Regions from separate parts of the Homo sapiens genome. Here region 1 is linked to region 2. Evidence: chromatin loops called from intact Hi-C (ENCODE). Cell type or tissue: adrenal gland. All regions are shown on one strand. Each heading gives the region's core, and the rest is flanking DNA. Links, peaks and the distances in the headings are about the cores only.

Evidence for each region. Hi-C counts contacts between places; a loop is a spot of excess contacts. Peaks named below come from ENCODE experiments on the same cell type or tissue, not always from the same donor. Only the 100,000 strongest peaks of a DNase experiment are listed, where the experiment ranks them.
Region 1: a loop joins it to region 2, with 2.5 times the contacts of the local background. A loop is called at or near these places in 73 of 110 quality-filtered maps.

What each region holds. Positions count from the first base shown.
Region 1 is chr1:95,029,668-95,041,518 of GRCh38, forward strand. All of the region lies in intron 2 of ALG14 (ALG14 UDP-N-acetylglucosaminyltransferase subunit), which reads right to left. LOC105378863 (a long non-coding RNA gene) reads left to right here and starts at 638. Exons shown (of 2, transcript XR_947610.4): 1 at 638-728; 2 at 900-1,864. In adrenal gland, for the core only: no CTCF peak of the experiment used is centred there; no DNase peak of the experiment used is centred there.
Region 2 is chr1:94,930,219-94,942,069 of GRCh38, forward strand. It overlaps CNN3-DT (CNN3 divergent transcript), which reads left to right. Exons shown (of 3, transcript NR_168377.1): 2 at 1,654-1,767. Among named protein-coding and RNA genes, the nearest start is that of CNN3, 9.0 kb to the left of the region's middle. RefSeq lists enhancers at 5,382-6,236, 6,237-7,091 and a silencer at 6,635-6,929. In adrenal gland, for the core only: no CTCF peak of the experiment used is centred there; no DNase peak of the experiment used is centred there; H3K4me3 peaks cover 1,046 bases; H3K27ac peaks cover 3,168 bases.

The sequences.
Region 1 (11,851 bases), core at 1,544-9,543, 99 kb after region 2:
TCAGAAAAAGGTGTGAAATTGTGTTTGGAGGCTTCTATTATGCTCCAAGAGAACATGAGTGCAGTTCTTACAGACTCAGCAAAAAGTGAAAATGGAAATGTGTGACCACTCTGCTTCTTCATATGATGGCAAAGAATATTTTCTCATCTCTCCATGGTATACCAGTGTAGAATGGGAGACCTGGGCTCAATATGTATCCACTATTTTTATTTATTTATCAATCTTTTATCAAATCAATGTTTTTCCTTCCAGAAGCTAAGGTACTAAATATTGAACTAGAAACTAATACTGAGTAGTTCCCAAACTATAAACCACTCAGAAGCAATAGCAAATTGTTTGAGGTTTATGCTCATCTAAGTTGTGGAGATTACTAATTGAAAAACAAGTAATAGGCCAAGCAGTACTGTAGAGTCAAAATCCCTTCTCAGAAACCTTTTGGGTCAGAAGTGTTTGGACAGGTAATATGGTTTATATACCACATATTATATAATATCCTTTTTTGAAGTTTGGGAAAGAAATAAAACATATTAATATCTCTGCAACAATACATGAATATTCACACTAAACAGGATAAATAAAGACTATAAGCTTCATGCTGATTCAAATCAGGTTTTGCCGTTAAATAAGCTTGTGACAAACTGGATTTTTTTTTTTTCCAGTTTTCAGAGCTCTTTAGGATTTCAGACTAAGGGACTGTGGACCTATACTACAAACTACATTTGAATCCAGTAAGATGTCATGTCATTGTTATTATTGTGATAAAAATAATTCAGTAGAATTCCATCATAGAAGTTTTTTTGGCTGTTACTTCCACCAAATTGTGTGGCCTAATCTCAATACCTATAATATTTTATTTAAAAAAGCATGGGTGTTTATCATGTTCCTTTAATTTTGTTAAGGCTGTGAGCATACAACTTTACGAAGCAGCAGCAATGAACAACATTTCTGGATTATATCCAGACAGTGTCACCAGGACTGGAAGGATGATCAGTTTGATTCTGGCTCCCCTGATTACACCTTGGCTCCAAGGACATAAACATCCAAGCCTGGTAAAGCCTATGCAAGAGCGTCTGGGGCTGGAGATAGCTTTCCTAGACCTGGACGTGGAAGAAAGTCTACATCTCATCCCTGGCAGCAGCCTGGAGCAGCTAAGAAAATGGGTTTAGGAAGTCTCAGTCCATTTTCAGAAGAATAGAAACTAGTGCAAGCATGTTCTGGGGTGGGAACTGAGGGACCTCCAATATATAAAATAGAAAATCAGGCCTGAGGGTAAGGCAACAAGACCAGTAACTAAAGTTTGATGACCTCTCTTTTTACTTGTGGATGTACCATACAAGGAGCCAACCTCCCAGTCTCCAGACCAGAAGTTTAGCTGGGAGGGGAGTCTTGGTTCCATTTGTGTGCTGGAGCTAGCTCAGCCAATGACCACATGCCTACAGTGACCAATCATCTAGACTGCAGAGGTGGATCTCAGCCTACACTTGTTGTCTCAGCATAATTATTGATAGTGCCCCATGCTCTCAGAAGTATCAATTTAAATAATAAAGCACATGGTTATCCACAGGGTAGGGCAATGAGGAGCCTCTTCCAAGTCAGAGGGCAGGATACTTGTTCAGCACAGCCTGAAGAGTCAATATGGTGGGAGAATCTGCATCAAAGTCAGGGATGAAAGTTGAAGTGGTGGCTGGAAAGAAAGCCAAGGTGGAAGCCCTAACCGTGACATTAACAATGACTGGCACGGGACAGGAGAGTCCATCTGGTGCCACTCTCTGGCTTACAGCTCTAAACTAGAGAAGCTCCACTTCCAAATCCTATCCGATCTTTCTCACATTATTTTTTGACAGTAAGTTCAGGTAACTGAAAATCCTACTAAAAAGACTGCTCTATAAATCCAAGTCTCCACCTACACATCCCCCCACCATTGTAGCATATCCGTTCTCCTCAGAGATATCTTTCCTGACTAGCCTTTCTAAAATATCCCCATCCTCCCCTCTCCCCATCCCCACGTACACATATTCTTCCCTCCTCCATCACCAAACTTTCTGTGTGCTTTAAAATAACATCTACTATACTGGCATATTATATACTTATTTATTTATGTATTGCTGTCTCCTCCATTAGAACATAACTTACACAAGGAGGCCAGGAACTTACTTTTTAGACGGAGTTTAGCTCTTGTCATCCAGGCTGGAGTGCAGTGGCACGATCTCAGCTCACTGCAACCTCCATCTTCTCAGTTCAAGAGACTCTCCTGCCTCAGCCTCCCAAGTAGCTGGGACTACAGGCACGCACCACCACACCCACCTAATTTTTGCATTTTTAGTAGAGACAGGGTTTCACCATGTTGGTCAGGCTGGTCTCCAACTCCGGACCTCAGGTGATCTGCCCACCTCGGCCTCCCAAAGTGCTGGGATTACAGGCGTGATCCACTGCGCCTGGCCCTGGGCCAGGAACTTTAATCACTGCAATCTCAGTGCTTGTAAGAGTACTTGGTTATAGTTTGTAGTAAAAAAAAAAAAAATTTTATTGAATAAATAATTCAATATGTCATTACACAGTAATATAAATCAATTCCATCTTCCTATCACCTAGCTGAGATATATTTAGAATATAGAAAGGACACAAGGGGGGTAATTTGAGAGTGTATACTTAAAGCCTTATTTGCAAGGGCCACTCTTTAAATGGGTTGAACTGAATGGAATTCATGAAGCTAGAGGAGAGAGGCTGGGGTAGTGCAGGGAATTGTGGATTTATAAACAGCCAAAGCTAGAAGGCACCAAACCCCAAAGGTTGGGGAAACAGGAAGGAGGGACACAAAGGAATCAAAGACAAATGTCCCCCTTCCCTAACATGTTCTAGGTGAAAAGCCTCTGTGGGTCCTCTTTCCAAAAAATAGGACCATGAGAGAGGAGTGTGCTGAGGCTTTGAGGTATGCACACAAAGGGGAAAGGAGCCTGCCAATTAGAGCAGCAGGGCATCCCCTTCTGCATCTAACAATGCTTCAAAAACTCTCTGCCCCACTGTTTTTCTATGATACCTGCTATGCTGCCAGGCAGTCAAGTAGATGGGAACCCGGGCCATCCTGACAGGGACAGTGCCCTCAGATTACCTATACTTGACACAGAAATTGGGTACTGGGTTACTTGATGTCCTGTGTCATTTAAAGGAAACACTGAGAGCCAGGCTGTGGCAAAATCTTAAGAGAGTTTTTATTATTTTACATAGTTTTAGGAAATAAAATCAACTATATAAAGAAGTCAATGAAAAATAATCAATACAAGGCTTATATTCTGGTCTTAAAGTTTCCTTTGAAGACAAGGGAATGAGACAGAGGTTCAGACAGCTACAATTCAGGCCTGCTATGACCTTTGGCCAGGAATTACCTAGGGGTTCTGATATCTGGAGAAATCCAAATGAAGGCATCTTTATAGACGTTGTTTTTGTTAGTCTGTACCTTTGCTCTAAGGGAACTGTTCCTGACCCAGCTTCATGTCCTATAATGGGATGCAAGACATAAAAGATGCCTGCTCCATCATTTTACCACCCCTACCTCCCACTCCCAGAACTACCATTTGGTTCAGGAGTGGCCACATAACCCTAGCAGGGCCAGTCTTTTCCTGGATTCCTATAGACCAAGGAAAGTAGTTCTTCCTTTGAGGGACACTGTAGGCTGCTAAACTGGATCTCAATCCATCCTACGGGGGCTGAGAAATACATACATACATACATACATACATATATATATATATATATACACACACACACACACACACACACATACATATATATACACACACACACACATATATATATACACAAATATATATATATATTTGTATTCCTCTATCCACTAGGCCTTTCTACAGTGACTTAAAACTATTATATTTTCCACCACAATGGGCTACTCCTTCTGTATTCCCAAGGTAGAAATCAACAAATCAACAGTAAAATCTATCATAGATTTCCTTCTAGATATGAAGATCTATGAGGTTGCCAGGGACCGAAAGGAGAGAGGAGGCTGCCCCCATGTTTCCTTCTCCCAAAACTTTTATACACATTCCATAGCTAACCACTTATTCCACATGTCTCGGCTACTCCCACAATTCAAGTCATTACCATCTCTCACCTTGACTACTTCAACAGCCTCTTAACTAGTCTCTTTGCTTCTCCTCTTGCTCCCCTACAATCTATTCTTTATAGAATTGCCAGACCCATCTGTTTATAATGTAAAGCAGATCCTTTCATTCTCCTGCTTAAAATCCCACAAAGGCTTTCCACTGCACCAAGTCCAAATGCCTTACAGTTGCTCCCAAGGTCCCATGTAATCTGGTGCTGGCTCACATCTCTAATTCCTCCTTGTTCATTCACTTGAGCCACACTGGTCTTCTGTCTGTTCTTTGAATGTGTCAGACTCACTCCTTCCTGAGGGCCTTGTCTGCTCATTCTAACAAGTTTGATTTGCTCCCAGACTGTCTCACAGCTAGCTCCTTCCTGTACATCAGATCTTGTCTAAACATTACCCACTCAGAGGGGAGACAGTTCTTCTCCAAATATGTGGTCTCTCCACCACACTGTCTTGTTTTACCATCTTCATAGCAATCACCATTACCTCCAATTAACTTGTTCATTTATGTGTATATGTGATTGTATGTAGTCTGCCCCTCTTCCAGGGATGCAAGCTCCATGAGAGAAAAGGATTTCATCTTGCTCACTGCTACGATCCCACTGCCTGATGTTTTGCACATCATGGGTACTCAGTAAATAACTTGCTGAACAGACAAATGACTATCATTATAATTTCTAGAAGTCTAGTCCATGCTGGATGGTGATGGGGAAGATGCTGGCTCTTAACCTCATGACATCTCAGGGTTTTAAGGGACATACTATTCCAACTTTCTCACTTTGCAGATGAGGAATCTGGACTTCCCTAAAGTGACAGCACCAGGACCTGAACCCAGGTCTTCCATGTGTTCTGAAATATGCTGCTGACTCACCTCCTTCTCTAGATCTTGCTTGGATCTCTGTGTCTCACTGCTGAGGAGCTGCTTTCCCCAACATATAAGGAGCTGAACCACGAAGTTTACTCCCTGCCTCCTGCTACTCTTATGTATAGCCAACTACTCATCCTGATCCATTTCCTTTTTCTTCCTTGATTTTTCAAATCACCCACTCTCAAACCCATAGAGTTTGTTGTCTCTTTCCCTGCCTCTACAGGAACTAAGCTCCCTGCCTCCTCCTCTCTCTTTGCCCTCTGTGCCCTGTTTTGCACTGTAGGCTTGGGTTACCAAACCCACCTACCACTGTTACCAGTGACCGCCCGCCACCTACCCCGACACATTCCCTAAGCCTTTTAGGGGAAAAATCAAAATAAGAACACAACAGGACCTCAGAAATTTTGAGACTTTTCTGTTGAACTTTAGGCCTCAAGGCCCTTATGGCAAGTTCTGCTGTCCTGCTATTGCTCCTACCTGGCAGTCAGCTGGGTTATATGTTCCTAGAAAGGATGTTTTTGTTTTGTTTTGTTTTGTTTTCTCTCTTTCTTCTCTGTCTCTTTCTCTCTTCTTTCTTTCTTTGTAGTTCAATGTGTATATCCTGCAAAATTTACCTGTCTTCAATATAATCCAGTCTCTTTCACACTATTGGCCAAAGAAGTAAGACTCTTTCTTATTCTCTATCGTATAGAAGAAAACATATTTTAGTGAAACAGTGAAACAACCTTTCCATCTCAGCTTCCTAATTCCTGTAGAACAGGGCCATGTCCCATAGTACTCTGTATGCCCACAAGGCCTCCCAACGCTCCCTATATGAACTTGACTGATGTATAATCAAATATATGGTGGCAAGAGAGACAAGAAAAGTAGGATGCTGAAGAGTGAAAAAACAGAGAAATGGATTTTGTTCAGGCTTCTAGTGTCTGATAGTATATGAAACACTGAGTTAAATACTAACAGTATATGACAACTTGTAACTTTCAAAGTATGTTCCAGAATTACATCACTGTTAAAAACCACAAACATATCTGGCTTTAGATTTGTGAAAACTAAATAGGAGTTTATAGTGATTTAGATGGAAATAATTCCACCAAAGAATCCAGATGGCATCATAAACCACAACAGAGGAGATCAAGTGGTTGATGAAGTCATTCTTTGCTGTTACCACACACTGAAACATACAATACCTTTATTATTTAGTGAATGCCACACGACTGAAAAGTCCTGGAAACAAGACAAAGTTAAAATGGTAAAATTTCATTCAACCAAAAATGGTTTCAGCTTTCTTTCATAACTATTTAAAAATAATGCAATGTATATTTTTAAATGTATGTTGGATGGTTCAACTAATCATTATGAAATCAAGATGACCATAATTTACCACAAAATTTTTTTTTATATGTCCTTCAAGTACTTGGTAGATACTTTATGGTGCTGATGAAATGCCATGAAGTGTCATATAAGTGAGGGTGCTGTGGGCCCCTGATATAGTTTGGTTGTGTCCCCACCCAAGTCTCATCTTGAATTGTAGTTCCCATAACCCCCATGGGAAGGACCAAGTGGAGATAATTGAATCATGGGGGCAGTTCCCCTGTGATAGTGCGTTAGTTCTCATGAGTTCTGATGGTTTTATAAGGGGCTTCCCCCTTTGCTGGGCACTTATTCTCCCTCCTGTCACCCTGTGAAGAGGTGCCTTCCACCATGATTCCAAGTTTCCTGAGGCCTCCCCAGCCATGTGGAACTGTGAGTCAATTAAACCTCTTTTTTTTTTTTTTTTTTTTTTTTTGAGATGGAGTCTCACTCTGTTGCCCAGGTTGGGGTGCAGTGGTGCGATCTCGGCTCACTGCAACCTCCACAACCCAAATTCAAGCAATTCTCCAGCCTCAGCCTCTCAAGTAGTTGGGATTACAGGTATGCGCCACCATACCCGGCTAATTTTTGTAGTTTTAGTAGAGACGGGGTTTCACCATGTTGGCCAGGATGGTCTCAAACTCCTGATTTCAGGTGATCCGCCCACCTCGACCTCCCAAAGTGCTGGGATTAAGGGCGTGAGCCACCGCGCCTGGCCCAAGCTTCTTTTCTTTATAAATTACCCAGTCTCGGGCAGTTCTTTATAGCAGCATGAGAACAGACTAATACAGTCCCATGATGGGTCCTGCTGATAACCACTTACTTTGCATGAATCAAGCTCTCTGGACCTCAGTGTCCCACTGTGAAGCAAGGAGGGCTAGCTGAGATCAGGGATCCTTAACTAGCCACCATGATCCCACAGCTGGCTCAAGACTGGCTTGTCAAAGAGAAATGAGGCTGCACTCCAGCTCTGCCCCAGGGCCTGAAACCACCCCTCACTTTACCTCCAGAAGCTTCTCCTTGCCTGGTGGTCTGAGACTTCAGGGAAAAACAAAGTAGTTTGTTTCTGAAAAAATTATGGGATTCTGGCTCAAAAGATTTTTAAAGCCTTTTATAAATGCACATTTATTCTCTCTCAGCCTTTATTGACTCCTTCTTTTGACAATATCGCAATTTTCCTTTGGGTAACTCATTCCTCTCATATTCTCAGCCGGACGGTTTGGTGGTATTTGCCTCCTGTCCCCTTCACCCCTAACCCTGCCTCTAAGAGTAGGCCTGGAATGGCTGAAGCAACATGGAGGAATCATTCCTGGCTACAATGATTAGCTGAAAGATGGGAGTATAACCCCACTGGAGTACCATGAGGCAGGAGATGTTTGCTGGGGCTCTCTCTCCCATATGCTGTAAGAGATCCTCTTCTTCCTCATGAAGAGGAAGAGACATGAGGCCAGGAGGTGCTACAGGTTTTTGTTACCCTAATGAGAGAGCTTGGAGCTGCTGGAGGCAGCACTGTGGGAAGCCCGGTGGAGCTGCCACTGCAGAAGACAGAGCAGAGAGACAACTCTTGCTATAGGGATATGCCTGGGCAACCGGACCAAGCCTCGCCAGAAATAAGACTGAATTTTTCCTGTTTTGTAAGTTGACAAATTCCCTTTATTGTTCAAGCCAATTTTAAGCGTAGGTTTATGTCACTTGAAGTTGAAGCACCCTTCCTTTGTCCTTAAAATGGTAAGAAAATTGCATTCCTTTTCTTAAAATAAAATATATATATTAAAATCATGTATGAAACAATTGTTTACGACATTGAATTTCAGAGCTGTACTCTCTAAGCATGGATTCATTCACTTGTTTCTTCATTAAACTTTCAACAAGCACCTGCCAGGTGACAGGAACTGGGCTAGGGAAACAGAGGTGAATAAGACATTCACAAGGAACTCACTGCAGTCTATCAGGACAGCACAGGAAAAGTGATAATTGCAGTCAAAGGGATAACTATAATATGAGACAATTATTAAATATAATGTTAGCACCAAGTAAGAAGTAATAAACTGGACCAGGTGCGGTGGTTCACACCTGTAATCCCAGCACTTTGGGAGGCCAAGATACGTGGATTGCCTGAAGGTCAAGAGTTTGAAACCTGCTTGGCCAACATGGTGAAACCCTGTCTCTACTAAAAATACAAAAAATTGGCCACGCGCGGTGGCTTACGCCTGTAATGCCTGTAATCCCAGCACTTTGGGAGGCCGAGGTGTTTGGATCACCTGAGGTCAGGAGTTTTGAGACCATCCTGGCCAACATAGTAAAACCTTGTCTCTACTAAAAATACAAAAATTAGCTGGGTATGGTAGCACGTGCCTGTAGTCCCAGCTACTTGGGAGGCTGAGGCAGGAGAATTGCTTAAACCCAGGAGGAGGAAGTTGCAGTGAGCCAAGATCGTGACACTGCACTCTAGTCTGGTGACAGAGTGAGACTCCATCTCAAAAACAACAAACAAACAAACAAACAAAAACCCCAAAAAACAAATTAGCCAGGTGTGGTCATGGGCACTTGTAATCCCAGCTACCTGGGAGGCTGAGGCAAAATAATTGTTTAAATCTGGGAGGTGGAGGTTGCAGTGAGCCAAGATTGCACCACTGCACTCCAGCCTGGGCAACAAGAACAAAACTTCACCTCAAAAAAAAAAAAAAACAAAGTGATAAACTATAAGGTTTTTTTTTTTTTTTTTTTTGAGACAGGGTCTCCCTCTCTTGCCCAGGCTGGAGAGCAGCGGCATGATCATGACTCACTGCATCCTTGACCTCCTGGGCTCAAGCGATTCTCCCACCTTGGCCTTCTGGGTAGCCAGGACTACAGGCATGCCCCATCACATCTTGCTGATTTTAAAAAAACTTTTTCTAAAGACGGGGTCTTCCTATGTTGCCCAGGCTGGTCTGGAATTCCTGGGTTCAAATGATCTTCCCACCTTGGCCTCCCAAATTGTTGGGATTACAGGCGTGAGCCACCACGCCCAGCCAATACATTATTCTTTGATAAGGTAAATCAGGCTTCATGAAGAGATTCCTGATCTAACTTGTGCAGGATATAAAATTTTCTAAGTATAATAGTGTGGGTGTGGTTGGTGAAGGGTCTTCTTGCCAGAGGAAGCAGCGTGTTCAGAGCTGAGAGACATGAAATAGCATGGAATATCTGGGGAACTGTATTTTGGTACGTAAGAAGCAACATAGGGAACAACAGAAAATGGAGTTGGAGCGGAATAATGGGAGCAGAAATGCATTCAAGAAATACCAGTCTAGTAATTATGAAGAGAATGGACAGAAGGGGAGAGGGCACGACCAGAGAAGGGCAATCATTGGGGAGATCACTGAAATACATCAGAAGAATGATGCTGAAGGCCTGACGGCCAGCAGCAGCACTAAGGTAGAGGAATGGAGATGACAAGCAGTGAGAAGGGAGATTTAGGACGCTGGAGAGTTTGGGATAACTCTCAGGTTTTTACCTAGGGTGAACGGTACTGTCATGACCTGGGGAGCAAATAGCAAGAGCGGAAACAGGCTGACAGCACATCATGATTCACTGTGGTCTTGTTTGGAGCATAATTTTGAGTTGGTAAAATACTCTTTAAGTATAAAATATATCAATATTAGAAAACATACACAGGTATTTTAGGTTGAAATGGGACAGACAGGAGTTTGTACTATAACTGAAGCAATGGGTAGACCTAGCAGGCAAGTGGACGGAGGAAGACAACTGGGAATCTAGGAAGATAATATTCAGGAATCTGGATGCTGGACTGATGCTGACAGGCCCTGGAGAAACACAGCCTGGAGCAGAAGCCTCGCTTGACGTTGACAAGTCAGACTTGAAAGCCAGGTGTGAGATCTCTGCCGGGTGCAGTGACTCACGCCTGTAATCTCAACACTTTGGGAGGCCGAGGTGGGCGGATCACTTGACCTCAGGAGTTCAAGACCAGGCTGGGCAACACGGCAAAACCCTATCTCTACAAAAAATACAATATTAGCCAGGTGTGGTGGCTCGCACCTGTGGTCCCAACTACTGGGGAGGTTGAGGTGGGTGGATAGCTTAAGCCTGGGAGGAAGAGGTTGTAGTGAGCCAAGATTGAACCACTGCACTCCAGCCTGGGTGACAGAGTGAGACCCTGTCTCAAAATAAATAAATAAATAAATAAATAAATAAATAAATAAGATTCCTAATCTCAGCCAGGCCTCCTTATTTCACAGTAGAAGACTAAGGCCCAGAGGGGTTGATTCACACAAGGTGACAGAGCTGGTTATTAGCAGGACCCACAGCTCCCTTACTCATATGTTGCTTCATGACATTTCATAAGCACCATAAAGTGAGCATCTACCAGGTATTTGAAGGACAAGGGAGTATCCCTCGGCACCCATTGTTTCCCTTTTACTTCCTTGCCATGCTCACCTGCTTGGTCAAACCTGACTAAAACTGTAAGTACATCTCTAGTCACAGCCTGGCCACATGCAGAGCTTAGAATTATGCTGTCCGTGGTGTGACTGCAACTACCAGAATTATTTCCTTGGGCCTAAAGGCTGGAAGGATCTAACAGCCTCCATTTGTACAAAAGGAAGGACGTAGGGAATTCCAAAACAGGCCATGTCCTGATTTTATAACAGCACAAAATAAATTGTATGTTTGTACTCAAAGGTATAGATTTTTTTTTTAATTGTGCTATTTATGTTTTTAAAACCAAACATTGGTGATTAGAATGCCATAAATTTGCTTTGAAATGGAGAAACAACAGTACTATATTATAAAATGTTACTGCTCTTCATGTTGTAAGAATCCCATACAATACAAATTTAACTGGCACTGGGAAATTGGTTAAATTACCACAAGGTTGAAATAACGGCACTATGTTATTCACAGCTATTTTAATTTCATCTGTTCAGAACATGATTTAAAGAAAGTTTAACCTGACTGGCTTTAGGTCTAGAGATAGAGGAAGGAATAATTGAGATTTGGGGAGGAATTTAAGAGATTAAGCTGTTTAAAATACTTTAAAAGCATGTATATATCTACCTGATATACTATTTCAAAAATAAGAATCTATTCACTGAAATGGCCACATCAGAATCTCTATTTGCAGTAAATTACAAATATTTTCTTATTCAAATATTTTGCTCATTTAGACCGGCCTCCTTTCAAATTAGAGATTTTTTTTTACCTTTACCTATAATTCAGTAAGTTAAGGTCCATATGAATGAGGAAAAGTGCACATATACATTATACACACTCAAAACCATAACTATGTTAAGCCACCAGTTGTAATATACATTACAGTTGACAAACTTAAATAAAACCCCACAGTTTAAACTATACAGTTACAAACATTTCTTTCAGAACTGATTGGGAGGCCAAGGCAGAAGGAGACTAGCGTAGGCAACACAGCAAGACCCCATCTTTACAAAAACAAAAATTAAAAAATTAGCTGGGTGTGATGGGCCTTACCTGTAGTTCCAGTTACTTGGGAGGCT
Region 2 (11,851 bases), core at 1,679-9,678:
TCAGTTTGATACACACATATACACATAGATACACCTATTTAAAAACCCATCACCACAACAGACAAAGGACATATTCATCATACCCAAAAGTTTCCTCATGTAGCCCCTCCCTCCCAGTCTTCCTTACCTCTCCACCCCACCAGGCAACCCCTGATATGCTTTATGTAACTATACATTAATTTGTATTTCCTAGAATTTTATATAATTGGAATCACACATTGTATATTCTGTTTTATCTGGCTTCTTTCACTCAGCAAAATTATTACGAGATTCACTGACGTTGTAGCATGTATCATTAGTTCATTCCTTTTATTACTGAGTAGTATTCAACTGTAGGGATACACCAGTGATTTTACCCATTCCCTTATTGATGAACATTTTGGTTGTTTCTAGATTTTGGCTATTGCAAATAAAGCTGCTATGAACATTCATGTACAAGTCTTTGTATGGACATATGCTTTAATTTCTCTCCCATAAATACCTATAAATGGAATGGCTGGATCAAGTGAAAGATGTATATTTCACTTTTTAAGAAACTGCAAACTTTTTCCAAAATGATTGTACCATTTTACATTCCCACCAGTGCGTATGAGAGTTCCAGTTCCTCTGCTTCCTCACCAACAGTTGGTAGGTCAGTTTTTTTAAATTTAGTCATTCTTATAGATGTGGAGTATGGTATCTCATTATGGTTTTAATTTGAATTCCCTTAATACGTAATGATGTTGGGCTTCTTTTCATGTATTTATTTGCCATCTGTGTATCTTTTTCATGAAATGTTTGTTCAGATCTTTTGCCTATTTTTATTGGATTGTGTGTTTTCTTATTATGGTATTTAACTTGTCACTGTTAGGATACATTTCAAAAATCCTGACCAAGTTCTAACAGTAGAATGTGTCAGTAAATGCTCAGTTTAAGTAAAATGTCACATTGCAAACTAACTACCAGGGTGTGGCCCAGCAATCTTAAGTACTTTCCCTGGAAGTTTCTGTAATATGCAGAACACTTTCAATTGAAATAAATGCTGTTAAGGAGGTCAACTCAACCTTTCCAAATTTTTATTAATTAAAAGCAGTTGTTGGAGAGTTGTAGAAAAGTATTTTTTCACAGAGGCAAATTTGTGGGTCATATTGCCATACATCTTGCCACGAAAATAATAACATAAAGTGTTTTGAAGAATTCACCCTGTAAATCTGTCAGAGGCATGTGAACCAAAGCAACTCCATCTTGAATAGGGGCTAGGTAAAATAAGGCTGAGACCTGCTAGGCTGCATTCCCAGACGGTTAAGGCATTCTAAGTCACAGAATGAGTTAGGAGGTCAGCACAAGGTACAGGTCATAAAGACTTTGCTGATAAAACAGGTTTCAGTAAAGAAGCCAGCCAAAACCCACCAAAACCAAAATGGCGGCAAGAATGACCTCTGGTCGTCCTCACTGCTACACTCCCACCAGCGCCATGACAGTTTGCAAATGCCATGGCAACATCAGGAAGTTGCCCTATATGATCTAAAAAAAGGAGGCATGAATAAGCCACCCCTTGTTTAGCGTATCATCAAGAAATAACTATAAATAAGGGCAACCGGCAGCCCAAGGGGCTGCTCAGTCTGGAGTAGCCATTTTTTTATTCCTCCTAATAAACTTGCTTTCACTTTACAGACTCGCCCTGAATTCTTTCTTGTGTGAAATCCAAGAGCCCTCTCTTGGGGTTGGATCGGGACCCTGTTCCTGTAACAAGTCCACAATGCCAGAGAATTAAAGAGAACCACAAAGGTATGGATCAGTTATGGTAAAGGCAGAAGGGACCCTAAAAGGCTCAGAGGCTAAGGGACTTTTAAGCACCTGCTATGTGCTAAGCACTATTAGAGGCACATAACAGGCAGTGAGATCAAAATTCATCACCCAAATAGGGGCATTTTTGAGAGTGAAAGGGCACTATTAATATTTTTTTGTTTCAGGCAGTCCTGATAAAGCCCCTTCATAGTGTGCTCATTTCACCCTCAAAAGTGTCCCGTTGAGATGCTAAATCACAGTCACCCCACTTATAGGCATCACTTGCAATAACCCTATAATAATCAATATTATCTATTCCTACTTTATAATCAAAAACTAAGGTTTAGTATGGTACACAACTCGGTCAATATCAAACAGTTAACAGAGAGCAGAGTTGGGATTTGAAACCAGGCCTGGTTTAGAATGATTGCTCAAAAACCAACTTCCCAGACTCCTGAAGAATCTGAAGTCACCCTTTTTTGAGGGGGGCAAGGGGGGATGCTTTATGGAATTTATTATAAAAATGCCCCTGGCCTGGTGCAGTGGCTCACACCTGTAATCCCAGCTCTTTGGGAGGCAAGCGGATCACATGAGGCCAGGACTTCGAGACCAGCCTGGGCAACATGGTGAAACCCCGTCTCTACTAAAAATACAAAAATTAGCCGGCAGGGTGGCACACACCTGTAGTCATAGCTACTCAGGAGGCTGAGGCGAGAGAATTGCTTGAACCCAGAGGTGCAGATTGCAGTGAGCCAAGATTGCACCACTGCACTCCAGACTGGGAGACTGCACTCCAGCAGAGTGAGACTCTGTCTTAAAAAAAAAAGCTCCTATCCTTTACATCTTTTTCTTTATAATAACAACTTTGTATTGGATTTGGCAGTGATCCTTTGTTGTTGCCCATCTTCATTTGAAATCAGTTTTTCCAAAACACATGTGAGCAGCCGAATAGAAGAGATGCATAGGATGAGGTATGGGAGAAGGGGAGCAGAACTGCCACGGCCTCTCTGTCACGCCCCACTTCAGGAACCTTCATGGGTTCAGCTACCTGGAAGCTCCCTGAAATTGCTCTTGTAAGGTACATTTGCTCCTTTTTCCCCTCCCTTTGGAGAGTGCTCACCAGTTACTCCAGGTGATACTATTAGTACATCCATCGTGTGCCACCTTTTCCACCAGAGGCAAGCATGTGGCGGACGTTTCAAAGGGATTACCTTATCCCCCACTAGGCCAAGTACTGGGCTCAAGGAGGCACATGACCCAAACAAGGTCCACCGGAGTTCTTTATGATAAACAGATATGGAAGCTGAAAACGAAGTCAAACCGACTTAGACAAAAAGTGGACTTTAGTGGTTCATGTGACATACAAGTCAAGGAGATGTAGCATTGGGCATGGCTAGAGTCAAGGACTCAGTCAAAGGCATGACAAACCAGGGTGTCTCCACATACCTTTTCTCTTCTGCTAACTCCCTCAGCCCTACCCACCAGGGGAGAAATTTACCACTGAAAGGTCCAGGTTTACATCCTAATCTTCTAAGTGAAAAACTTCCCAATGGTTCTAACAAAAGTCCCAGAATTGAGCCTCACTGTCACCTACATATTTCCATGCTAATCACTGCAGCTACCAGGAGGAAGGCACTGCTGGCAGGCCTGGGTATGTGCCTAAAGTAGGTGTGGAGGTAAGTTGGCAGCTCGGCCAGCACCACAGGAGCTGAGAGAGGGAAGACGCACAACCCCAAAGGAAAATGGGGGAAGAGATGCTGGCGAGGCAAATAAAGATGATGCCCACTGCACAAGCTCTTCTCTCTCCAGTCTGTATTGCAAGGCCGCTCACTTCCATGGCCTCTTTAGAGTCCCACACTTGATTTTTTATCCGTTGTTTTTTATTTTATTTTTTTTATCTCGAGGGTTCCTAAACTTGTAAAAGCTTCAGATCCCTCAAAATCTGAAGGTATCCTACAAGAGAGTCACCCAGAATATCTACCTCCCTCTTCTCAATTTAGGAACCAAGTGTTGTCAGTTGCTCAACTACATTGCCTTTCGTCCACTCCCAACAGCTTGAAACTGAGGTTCTTATTGCCACAAAATGGCATCCTGCCCCTAGCCTTTTTCTCCTGATTCATCTCCAAAGCCTTACAGCAGGGCAGTTCCTTTAAAAATTAAAAACACTATTACCATAGACCTCTAGGAATATACCCAACCTAACTGAAAGCAGGGTCTGAAAGAAATGCTTGTATACCTTTGTCCACCAAGATGTGGAAGCAACCTGTGTCCATCAGTGGGTGAATGAGAAAACTAGAAGTGGTATATACATGCAATGGAATATTATTTCCTTAAAAAGGAAAAAATTCTGACATATACTGTAACAAAGATGAACGCTGAGAACATTATGCTAACTGAAATAAACCAGTCACAACAGGATAAATACGGTGTGATTCCATTCTACTATACTATATGGTATTCCGAATACTGCATGATTCAGCTAGAGGATGAAGAGACCAGGTAGTGGGGAGTTACCATTTAATAGCTACAGAGCTTCAGTTTTGCAAGATGAAAAAAGTTCTATGGTGGTGATGGTAGCACAACAGTGTGAATATACTTAATGCCACTGAACTGTTCACTGAAAAATGGTTAAGATAATAATTTTTATGTGTATTTCACCACACTTTTTAAAAATCTGATGCCTCAATAGCTTTTCTAAATATGCATGGGATCATAACTACCTTACTTAAAAGTCTAGTGGCTCTTCATTTGGCCACGGGCCAAGCCCAAGCTCTTTGACTTACAGAGTCGCTATAATGATAATTTTTAAAAATCATGTATGCAAAGCACTTAATTATGCCCCAGTGCCTGACACAGGGTAATTTCTCAATCATTGGGTGTTATTAGCATGCTTATTACTAAGACTATTATCTGGCCTCTCCCTGCCTCTCCAATCTTGTCTTCTGTCACTTCCAACCTTGTGCTTTAATTCTAGAAACAGCCCTGAATTGGCCACGCTGTTTCACACTTAGGTATCTTTGAATACGTTGTTTTCTCTGCTTCTATTTGTTAACATTTATCCTTCAAAATTGGATTCAGATATCACCTTTCCCAGAAGGCTTCCTTGTCTCACAAACCTCCGTGAGATTTATTCAGCCCCTTTTCTATTTGTCCTTTCTATTTTGTAAATGTTCCTATTGTTGCTGCTGACACAGTGTCATGTAATTTATTTGTTTACATGCCCCTTTCTAGACTGAGAGTAGATTTAGGGCAGGAAACTATGTCTTCTTCACTGCATCATTCCCTAGGATCTTATATTGAATCTGGCATAAAGTAGATGGTCAACAATTGCTTGCCTGATGAATAATATGATGAGCACTTAGTCATTTTTACAAATCTTATCCCATTTAATATTCAAAATTACAATTAGAAGGAAATATTATTGTCCTCATTTTTTTTTTTAGAGGAAGAAACCGAGGCTTAGAGAGGTTAGTGACTTGTTTAAGGTCACAAAGCACTAAGATCAGAACTAGAGCTTAGGTTTTTTTTTTCTGCTTCTGAAACCTATGTTTTTCTTGGCACATTAAGTCATTATAATCTATAGTTTCCTCAGACAGGAAGTGTAAAGAACACAGAAAAGCAAGAATTAAATTCTGGGGTGGCTCAGAAATTTGGAGAAAAAGAAAAAGCAAGTAAAATCACAAACAAGTACAAAGAATACTAAAATGAACTCAGCAAACAAGGAAGAAGAAAGTTTTAAGGAAAAAGCTGAACAAACATACAACGTAAATGCAGAAAGGAAAAGAGCCTTTTATTTTTTCAGTATGGTCCTTCTCATGGAGAAGCCTCAAGCCACAGCTCCAGTAGAAATCACATTCTGGGGTAAGGAAGGGAAGAGTCAGTGAAGAAATGGAGGGAGCAGATTTAGAAAACCGTGTTTAAGGCCAGGTGGCAGTGGCTCATCTCTGAAATCCCAGCATTTCGGGAAGCCAAGGCAGGTGGATCACTTGAGCCCAGGAGTTTGAGACCCACCTGGGCAACATGGTGAAACCCCATCTCTACTAAAAATACAAAAATTAGCCAGGCATGGTGATGTGTGCCTGTAGTCCCGAGGATTGCTTGAGCCAAAGATGTCAAGGCTGATTGAGCAGTGATCCTGCCACTGCACTCCAGCCTGGGCGATGGAGTGAGATCCTGTCTCAAAAAACTAGAAAGAAAGAAACCAGTGGAAGGAAGCTGAGAAGGGGGCAGTCCTTAACAAGTAGATAGCTGGGTTGAGAGAAGCAAAAGCGAATTTATAGGGTTTCTAAAGGCAGGGGCCAGGAAAGCTGAAGAGGTGAGAGTTCTGGGGGTGGAAGGGGCTGGCAGGAGCTGAGGGAGTGAAGTGCTCATTCTGGACATGAGGAAGGAAGACAGACCACCTCTCCCTTTGAAACTCCTCCTGCCACTTTCTCTTTCTCATGATAGCTGTCCTTCCTCTCCTCATTCCCATATTCATTTATTCTCACTCTCTCTCTCTTTCTCTGTGTGTGTGTGTGTACGTTGTTTCTTCTCTCTCCTTGCCTTATTCCTGCTTGAAACAATTGGGAATACCTCACTAATTTTATCTATTGTCGTTCAGGTTCAAAGACATTGCTGATTCTCTAAATTTGGTGTTAACAATAAAACACAGTGTTTTGACAGCAGCCACAGGACTTGGCAGTCCCAAAAGGGAATTCTGGAAGAGAGGAGAGGCCTCAGTCAGGGTTGTCTTTTTCTGGAGTTCATAACCTTCACAAGACTTTTATGCAATTATTTTTGTGTGTGTATGTACTCACCTACATTTTTAGGGAATAGGATTCTACTACATTTATTTATTGTCAAAGGGAAGGAGGATCAGAAAGGTTCCAGGCCCCACTGCCTTTTATAATACCTCTATCAAATACAGGTGCTCAGTTTTAGCTTCTTTATGATAATTTGTGTTCTTGATTTCGATAAGGATACAGCTTAAAAGCTTTTATTCGTAAGAAGTAGGGTTAACATCAAGAATCTCAACTCAGCAATCTTTTGAAATGCAGAATGACTCACATTCCAGTGTCACATTCCAGTCTTTGTTGCTTATCAAAAACCTTAGATAATTTAAGATGGTATCAAAATACTAATGCAGTTTAATTCCTTTGTAAACAGTGTTCACTCTGAAACGTCCCTATTGAAATGCAATTCCTTTCACTAGTTGAGGCAGTGGGAATAAAGTGTATTAATGGTCTAAATTTCATCACGTAGCACTGTTCTGACAAAGAAAATTATTTGCAGATTATGCTGAAAGTTGCTTAGCACCTGTTTCTTAAAATAAATGTGTTTACTTTTTGGTAGTGAAGACGCTTGGAAAATAGGCATTTATTTCCATAGTATTAAAAGCATTGGCCAACTGTAATGGTTCCCAGGGGGAGGATCACTTGTGGTCAGGAATTCAAGACCAATCTGGGCAACATAGCAAGACCCCATCTCTACAAAAAATTTAAAAATTAGCCACACAGTTACAGTGAGCTATGATCATGCCATTTCACTCCAGCCTGGGCAATAGAACAAGACTCTGTCTCTATAAATAAATAAATAAATACACTAATATAGTAAGCAGAAAACTCAAGTAACATAATTTTTTTGTTAAGTTCCCATTAGATGACTCACTTCAGGAGGGCAGGAACCATTCTGTTCGACATTGTATTCCCCACACTTTATACATAGTAATCATTCAATAAATGTTTATCTTGTTAAAATAATTAATTGGGAAGCATTCTGCTGAGACTGTACCAGTGCCTCAGGTTCCAACACAAGCAAACTAAAACCCAACTCAATGTAAGCACTAAAATGAAACAAACTTAACCAGTTAGAAATGACCAACTAACTTCTAGATGAGGCCAAAGGGACTTTTCACCTTAACCTAATTTTTTTTTTTTTTTTGGCCTTGCTTTCACAAACACCTTATAAATGTTTCACCTCATGCTCCCTGGGTGGAATGCTAAACCCCTTGCCGCCTGGTACTGCCCAATTCATGAATTGCTCTCTCCCCAAATAAACTCTGTAACATTTTCATGTGCCTAAGTATATCTTTTAACAATCTAATCAATGAATATAAAATAACAAGTTGATAACAATATCATATCATGCTCTAAAGCATCTTCAGAGGTATATCATTTGGTGAACTTTATTTCATGAAATTGACTCATTAACTGTTTGTTGAGAGCCAGTCCTGCATAGGGCTCTTCCAGGCCCTGGGAATACAATCGTAAATGAGAGGGTTAAGATCCTTCCTTAGGAGCTTTTGGTCTAGTAGGGGATGGGTTACAGGCCATAGTCAAGCAATAGCATAAGGAAGATTATTTCAGGGAGTCAAGAGCACTGTGAAGATAGTGAATGGATACTATGCCGGGGAGTGTGTGTGCTGCTTGAGAGAGGGTGTCTGGGGAGGAGGTGATGTTCAAGCAGAGATGTGAATGTTGAGAGGATAAGGGAGAAATGCATTGCTGGCAGAGGGTGTCGTCAGGGCAAGTGTATTGAGAGAATCAGCTTGAAACAGAAAGAAACAGAAGTGGCTGGGGGCATTGAGCAAGTGGGAGAAGGATGAAGTGGGAAGGGTAGGCAGAGATCAGATGAAGCAGGGTTTTGAAGGCTATGAGGATTTTGGCCTGAAAGGAGGAACAATGAGGATCTGTGATCCTGAAAAACCCATCTGTCTTTATTTTCTGAATTAAAGGTTAAAATAAGACCAGATTAGTTAAGTATTGAGGTGATTTAGAAATAGAAATTCTTGAATGGTGCATCTAATAACTCACCTGAAAAATAAAATTAGGTAGGTGGGCACATTTTCCAGCCATTTTAGATAAATAAGCACTGATTATAATACTTGCTCAACTGAGAGCTTTATGATTCAGAGAAGGAATGTGGTCAACATAATAGGAAAGAATTTTTCCATTCTTTTTTGTGTATTTAGAATTGGCCACTATACTAGTTTCCATTTCTTTCTCCAACTTTGCATTCTAAATAGTTTGGATCATGATCACAAATTAAAATAAATATATATATATATATATATATATATATATATATATATATATATATATTTTAGCCTCACCTAAAAGTTTTTTTCTTTCAAAAATATTTTTAGAGAAACTGCTTTGTAAACTGATTTGAGCAATTTTTGCTTTCAGTTCTCAGCTTGAAGAGGATATGGGTGTGATTTATAGGCATTATTCCAAATGCCAAAAAAAAAAAATCATTTTCAGCTGTTAAAATTTTCCTTTGAATTGCCTGGTTTTACTGTTGTCTTACCAGAAATGCTGTGGTCTGACTGTGTCTTCCAAAATTCATGTTGAAACTTAATCTCCAATGCAATAGTATTAAGAGCTGGGGGTCTTTAGGAGGTGATTAGGCCATGAAGGCTTCTCTCTCATGAATAGGATTGAGGCCCTTATAAAAGTGGCTTCACACAGAGTTCAGCCCCTTTTGCTCTTCTGCTTTTCTGTCATGTAAGAACACAGCAACAAGCTGCCATCTTGGAAGCAGAGAACAGCCTTCACCAGATATATACTGAGCCCCCCGGCAACTTGATCTTGGAGTCCCAGCCTCCAGAACTGTGAGAAATAAATTCCTATTGTTTATAAATTACCCAGTCTCAGATATTTTGTTATTGTAGCATAAATGGACTAAAACAAGGAAAAAAAGAAACAGGAAAAAAAAAACTTCAAGAAACTTAGCTACTTAATTATTTTCAGAAAGTATAATGGTTTTATATATACAGTTGATTCTTGAACAACATGGGTTTTTTAACTGCATGCATCCACTTACACATGTGGATTTTCTTCTGCCTCTGCCACTCTTGAGACAGCAAGACCAACTCCCCTTCTTCCACCTTCCCAACCTACTCAATGTGAAGATGATGAAGATGAAGACCTTTGTCATGATCCACATCCACTTAATAAATGGTAAATATATTTTCTCTTCCTTATAATTTTCTTAAGGACATTTTCTGTTATTTAGCTTTCTTTATTATAAGAATATAGTATATAATGTACATCGCATACAGAATATATATTAATTGACTACATTGTTGGTAAGAACTTCAGGTCAACACTAGGCTATTAGTAGTTAAGGTTTTGGGGAGTCCAAAGTGATGCATGGATTTTCAACTGCACAGGGGGTTCACACTCCAAATCCCCATGTTGTTCATGGATCAATTGTACATATGATTTATTTCCCTCTGACATCGTGTTCTCTGGAACATATTCTTAATGAAAGTTTTGAAATACAGTAGGCAGTACAGGGTAGAAGTTAAGAAAACAGCCTTGAGTTTGTCTGCTGTGGACCTTAGGTAGATTATTTACATGATCTTTGTAAGCTTCAGCTGTTTCATTTGTAAAATAAGGTTGTGTGGGATTTAAATGATAATATGTTATTATTTCTAAATATATCTTCCCAAGGTGAAATTAAACTTGCTTTAAAAAAAACTGTGAGCTAACTACACGTATTTTCTTCATATTTTATCCAGTCTGTAGTATTCTGTTATAGCAACAGAAAGATGAAGTTTACTGCCGGGAGCAGTGGCTCATGCCTGTAATCCCCAAACTTTGGGAGGGCGAGGCAGGCGGATCACTTGAGATCAGGAGTTCAAGATCAGTCTGGCCAACAGGGTGAAACCCTGTCTCCATTAACAATACAAAAAAAAAAGTAGCCAGGTGTGGTGGCACACACCTAGAACCCCAGCTACTCGGGAGGCTGAGGCATGAGAATCTCTTGAACCCAGGAGGCGGAGGTTGCAGTGAGGCAAGATCGTGTCATTGCACTCTCCAGCCTGGGTGATGACGTGAGACACTGTCTCCAAAAAAAGAAAAAGACTAATTTTAGTTAGCTCATGGTTCTAGAAGCTGAGAAGTCCAAGAGGATGGTGCTGGCATCTGGTGAGAATCTTTTTGCTGTGTCATAACATGGCAGAGGGCATCACATGGCAAGAGAGCAAGAACATGCATGTCAGCTCACATCTCTCTTCCTCTTCTTGTAAAACCACTAGTCCCATCATAGAGGCCACACCCTGATAACTTTAATCCAAATTACCTCCCAAAGGCCCCTACCTTCATCAACATATACATTGGGGAATTAAGTTCCCAACATGAAATTTGGGGGACACATTCAAACCATAGCACTAACACTAACTCTCAGTTATTTATCTTATACCCCAGTTATTTGTGTATTCTTATCTTGGCATGTATGAGTTAAACCACCGTTAGTTATTATCACATGATTAACTTTGGTAATAACCGCTCTTTTTTCATGGGTGCTATTCCCATCTTTAAATCTTCTTTTCTTTTTTTTTTTTTTGAGACGGGGTCTCACTCTGTCACTCAGGTTGGAGTGCTTTGGCACAGTCTCAGCTCACTATAACCTCTGCCTCCCAGGCTCAAGTGATTCTCCCACCTCAGCCTCCCAAGTAGCTGGGACCACAGGTGTGTGCCACCACACCTGGCTAATTTTTTGTATTTTTGGTAGAGATGAGGTTTCACCATGTTGCCCAGGCTGGTCTCAAACTCCTGAGTTCAGGCAATCCACCTGCCTTGGCCTCCCAGTGTGCTGGGATTACAGGCATGAGCCACTGCATCTGGCCTTACACCTTTTGTTCTTCTTCTTTTTCAGAGACAGGGTCTTGCTCTGTTACTCAGGCTGGGGTGCAGTGACTCAATCAGAGCTCACTGTAACCTCAAACTTCTGGGCTCTAGCAATCCTCCTTTCTCAGCCTCTTGAGTAGCTGGGACTACAGGCATGTACCACCATGCCCAGCTAATTTCTTTTTTTCTTTTTTCTTTTTTTTTTTTTTGAGACAGAGTCTTACTCTGTCACCCAGGCTGGAGAGCAGTGGTGCGATCTCAGCTCACTGCCACCTCCACCTCCCAGGTTCAAGCGATTCTCCTGCCTCAGCCTCCTGAGTAGCTGGGACTACTGGTGTGTACCACCATGCCCGACTAATTTTTATATTTTTATAAAGATTAGGTCTCTATATTTTTGTAGAGACAGGGTCTTGCTATGTTACCCAGGATGTTCTCTAACTCCTGGTCTCAAGTGATCATTTTGCCTCGGC